Regions from separate parts of the Homo sapiens genome. Here region 1 is linked to region 2. A link is a loop called in an ENCODE intact Hi-C map of the cell type or tissue named here. Cell type or tissue: right lobe of liver. All regions are shown on one strand.

What was found. Hi-C counts contacts between places; a loop is a spot of excess contacts. Peaks named below come from ENCODE experiments on the same cell type or tissue, not always from the same donor. Only the 100,000 strongest peaks of a DNase experiment are listed, where the experiment ranks them.
Region 1: a loop joins it to region 2, with 5 times the contacts of the local background. A loop is called at or near these places in 96 of 110 quality-filtered maps.

What each region holds. Positions count from the first base shown.
Region 1 is chr15:41,184,009-41,186,508 of GRCh38, forward strand. It overlaps EXD1 (exonuclease 3'-5' domain containing 1), which reads right to left. Exons shown (of 12, transcript NM_001286441.2): 12 at 1-585. Among named protein-coding and RNA genes, the nearest start is that of EXD1, 45 kb to the right of the region's middle. In right lobe of liver, a CTCF peak has its summit at 1,030 (motif pointing left); no DNase peak of the experiment used is centred here.
Region 2 is chr15:40,905,342-40,907,841 of GRCh38, forward strand. It overlaps LOC105370943 (a long non-coding RNA gene), which reads left to right and starts at 1,468. Exons shown (of 2, transcript NR_135836.1): 1 at 1,468-1,544. RefSeq lists enhancers at 830-1,124, 2,314-2,443 and silencers at 830-1,124, 1,054-1,393, 2,044-2,103. In right lobe of liver, a CTCF peak has its summit at 1,173 (motif pointing right); DNase peaks (open chromatin) are centred at 1,140, 1,830 and 2,180; H3K4me3 peaks cover 1,465 bases; H3K27ac peaks cover 2,500 bases.

The sequences.
Region 1 (2,500 bases), 280 kb after region 2:
AGTCTTTCTGATAGGATAAAAAGTGTCACTTGGAGACACTCTGGTTTCCTGAGGAAAGGAAGACATTGAAACAGCCTGTTTTGTGCATTTTAAATCTTCCTTGTTTTCCACCATCAATAACTGTTCTGTCTCCTCTTTCAAAGATAAACTTGCCTGAAACTCATGTTTGGGTGTCATAAAGTGTTCTTTCTGAGTTATTCTCTGGTCCTCTGACCCCTTTGACTTTGTGCAAATGAGTTTGTTACTGGAATCCTCACTGGTTTCCCCTTCCTCTGTGGGAGGTAGATGTTGAGGATTTGTAGCTTGTTTATTCAAAGATTCTTCTTTCAGTAAATTCACATCCCCGTGAAAGTCTTGAGATGTAAAACTTGGAGCTTTATCTATCCTAAAATTTTTACCAAATAAGAAGCCTTTGACTTTCTCCTCTTTCCCTGCTGTCTCTGTCACTAATTTCTTTGGCTGTAGCACTGTCCTTATCAGGAGTCCCTGTGCATTCACCCTATATTCTCTTGCAGCTTTCTCCCTGCGCTGCTTCTGGAAGTCCTTGAGTTGAAGCAGTTCCTCTGGCAGCTCCATACATGTAGGCTAAGAAGAGAAAGCGAACACAAGTTTATTATAACTAAACTTCTGAATATGGTACTTAAAATCACTTTTTTTTTTTTTTGAGATGGAGTCTCGCTCTGTCGCCCAGGCTGAAGTGCAGTGGCACGATCTCGGCTCACTGCAAGCTCTGCCTCCTGGGTTCAGGCCATTCTCCTGCCTCAGCCTCCCAAGTAGCTGGGACTACAGGCGCCTGCCACCACGCCCAGCTAATTTTTTTTCTATTGTTAGTAGAGACAGAGTTTCACTGCGTTAGCCAAGATGGTCTCGATCTCCTGACCTCGTGATCCACCTGCCTCGGCCTCCCAAAGTGCTGGGATTACAGTCGTGAGCCATAGTGCCCGGCCTGAAATCACTTCTGTTGTACCAAATGGTAATTGGTAAATGAGAGTCTATTCAAATGTGTTCATATAGCACCCTCTGGTGTCTTCAATTATAGTAGTATCATTTTTCTAGTAATTTCAATATTTTGAAAAGGCAGTGAATCCATAGGGCTGTGTGTCTCTGTGTGTATGCACGTATGTATAAAGACTATACAGGAAAAGTTAGTCTCCCTTCCAGCCTGGCCTCAGCTGCGTTAGCAGGTACATCTTCTTAGAGCAGTTTCTTGTGTTATCTCCCAAAGATAGTCTACTCATGTATGATCATATACATATTTTTTCATTGGATTACATTTTTATTTTCCTCCAAATTTTTATTTTGTTATCTCTTTCAGGTTTTGGGAAGTTTTTTGTTTTGTTTTGTTTTGATTTTTTTAGACAGGGTCTTGCTCTGTTGCCTTGGCTGGAGTGCAATGGTGTGATCATGGCTCACTGTAACCTATAACACCTGGCCTTTAGTGATCCTCCTGCCTCAGCCTCCTGGGTAGCTGGAAGCACAGGTGCATGCCACCATGCCTTGCTAATTTTTGTGGGGTTTTTTTTGAGACAGGGCCTTGCTCTGTCACCCAGGCTGAAGTACAGTGGTGTGATCATGGCTTACTGCAATCTCCACCTCCTGGGCTCAAGCAATCCTCCCACGTCAGCCTCCCCCACTCAGAGGAGCTGCAACTTCAGGTGTGTGCCACCACGCCTGGCTAATATTTAATTTTTTTGTAGAGACAGGGTTTCACTATGCTGGCCAGGCTGGTCTTGAATCCCTGGGCTCAAGTGATCCTCCCACCTCAGCCTCCCAAAGTGCTGGGATTATAAGCATGAGCCACCACACCCGGCATCCGATTATATTTTTTAGCTGCTTGTATGGATATCAAAAATCTAGTAATTTTTACATTTGTACCCAGGCACTTTATAAATTGTCTTTTTGTTTGTGGTAGTCTTTTTCAGTTGTTTCTCTTCAGTTTTTAGTTGTATAGCTGGCAAGTCATAATTCTGATTCCTTTTTTCAATTTCCATAGCTCATATTTTATTTTCTAATTTCACTGGCTAATAGCTTCAAAAATACTAAAATAGTGGTGATAGTCACAATTTTTGTACTGTTCCTGATATTAGTGTTCTCAAACAAATATGCAGTCTTCTCTCTTGAGATACTTTCCATATCCATGGGTTCTGCATCCATGGATTCAACCAACTGTAGATTGCAATAGTCAGGAAAAAGTGGCTCACGCCTGTAATCCCAGCACTTTGGGAGGCTGAGGTGGGTGGATCACTTGAGGTCAGGATTTCCAGACCAGTCTGACCAACATGGCCAAACCCCATCTCTACTAAAAATATAAAAATTAGCTGAGCACGGTAGCACATGCTTTTAATCCCAGCTACTCAGGAGGCTGAGGGAGGAGAATCACTTGAACTCAGGAGGTGGAGGTTGCAATGAGCCAAGATTGCACCACTGCACTCCAGCCTGGGTGATGAGCAAGACTCTGTCTCAAAAAAAAAAAAAAAAAAATCAGAAAAAAAAAGAATGG
Region 2 (2,500 bases):
GCCGCAGCCTCCCTAGCAGCTGGGATTACAGGTGCACATCACCACGCCTGGCTACTTTTTTTATTTTTAGTAGAGACGGGGTTTCACCATGTTGGCCAGGCTGGTCTCGAACTCCTGACCTCAAGTGATCCGCCTGCCTCAGCCTCCCAAAGTGCTAGGATTACAGGCATGAGCCACTGTGCCCAGCTAGAACCCCTCCGCCTTTTTTTTTTAAAGAATTTTATCTCTGGCAATACAGGTTGAACTTTGCTGCAGAATTCCCTAACCACTAAAACAAGAGGATCTCTTCATGGACTCTGTTAGCTGAGAGGGCTGGAAGCTGCCCATTTTTGATGACCCCTCAGACTCCCGTCTTCCTCCAGAAGCAGAAGTGGGAGCAGATGTGGGGGAGGGGTCCCATTGAGTAGAGGGCATCCTAATTCTGTTCTTCGCACTGTCCCAGGAGGTTTGGAGGGCTCCTGCTTCCTTCTCCCCATGTGGCCTAGGCTCCCCTTACACCTACCATAGTCATCTGAGGGCTCAGGGTCTTTGTCCCCTGACAGTGAGTATAAAGCTTTAGCCTACCTCTGAAGGGGTCACTTTCTTAGAGAAAACAGACTGGGGCCTCTGTCTTTGCACATAATGGGTGCCTAATACTTGTTAGTTAAACAAACACTGCCCTATTGCTCCCTGCTCCCAGAGGGCTTGGCTAAAGCAGCTTGGGACACCCCTGCCCCTTCTGTCTTCTCCTAAGCCAGCCCATCTGGTCCTAGGCTGCTTCCTCTTTCCTGGGAAAAGGCCCCAGGCTTCCCTGGCAGGGACAGAATAGGGTTCCGGTGAGTCAGGGCAACGGGAAGCCACAGCTCTTAGATCCCTGGAAGCCAAGCAAGACATGGAATGGAGAGCAGAGCGGAGGCCCTCAGGGCTTTGGCCCTAAGCCTGGAGGGCCAGAGGGGGGTGGGGTGGGGGAGCAGCTGCGTGGGCAGGGGCCAAGATGAATGAGCTACTCCTGGAGCGGTCACTGGAAATAGAAGGAGTGGCCACAGGCAGTGACGCTGGGACCAGGGCAGGAGGCCTGTAAACAAGGAAGCCACCTGGGGGAGACGCAGGGCGGCCACTGGTCCTGGGGAGCAGGTGCTTCCTGAGGCCCGCCCTGGAGAGGGCCCTGGGGGCCGCCCCGCCGAGTCTGCAGTGGGCACTAGGGGGCGCCGTCTACCGGCTTCCCGAGCCCACCGCTCCCTACCCTGGCTCCTGGGGGTGTGGCCGCCGGAGGGTGTGCCGGCCCAGAGTCCCAGGCCCTGCCTGCCCGGCCTCTCCCTCCCTTCTCCTGTCACCGCGGCCGACTGGCCAAGGGCACCAGCCCTGGAGAGGGCACAGGGCTCAGCGTGGCCAGCTCGGATGTGAGCTCATTCCCCCGAGACCACCAGTTCTAGTTCCTGCCCCTCCCCCAAAGGCTCGGGTCGCAGGCTGGTGCCTGGCACCCACCCCAAAGGTTGGGAGGGGGCTCGAGGCCATCAGGCTCCAGGCCGCACTTGGCGCTGCCCCCTGGCGCCAGGGAAACAAAGGTTAGGGGCCCAGAGGGAGTTATCTGGCCCCACCGCCACCGGGTGGGGGAAGGGGACCAAGAGGGGGCGCAGTTCCCCTCCACTCCCCCAGCCCTACTGATTCTTCGAGACACTTTCACAGGCGGAAATTCCCAGAGGTCAGAGGAGGGAAACGGTTAATTCCTTTTATTCAATGGGTCCCCCCTACACGCCTCCCCCCAACTTCCTCCCTCCACTTCCCGCCCCCCCCTGTGTGAACAGGAAGTGGAGAGGAAAAGGCTCTGAGCGGAGCAGCTGGGAGCAGGAGGCAGGGAGTGGGCGGCGGGCTTGGTGCCAGCCCTGCCCCTCATGCTTACTTGCCGGAGGGCCAGGCCAACCGCGGCCTGGGAAAGAACCTGCAGCCCCGCTGGCGAGTGGCAGTTGAACCGGGAAACAGCAAACTCCATGCCCTCTTTCCTTAACCTGCTCCCAGGTTACAGGCTGCTGTCCTCAGGGTGCCAGACATCTTCTGCTCAAGAGCCAGCTGCCCTGGCCACCACAGCCCCACCTCCACCACCAGGCTGGGCATCCCGAGGCTGGCAGGCATCTCTTCAGGCAGCCGCCAGTCCTGGCACTGGCTCCCCCACTCAGCCCCTTGGCCCTGCCAGCCCTTTGAAGCTCATGCAGCGCTTCCTGTTTGGGGCGGGCGATGCCAGGGCCCCTCCCCCACCATTGTTCTGGAGAGACCATAGGTCCATCTGTTGCCCCATGGTGGGGCCCCTAGGCAGTGCCACACGGGAGCAGCACCACAAAGGACGCTGCTGGCAGCTTTGCTTATGTGGGGTGAGGCTGGGCCCTGCAGCAGGTTGAGGGTGAATGGTGGTCAGAGGCAGGCCTGGGGCGGGCACTGGGATAGGAGGATGCTAGAAAGTTCTGGTGCTTGGGCAGCTGGAGCCCTCAGCTTTCTCCTCCACCTGGAGCATGGAGATGATATTCAG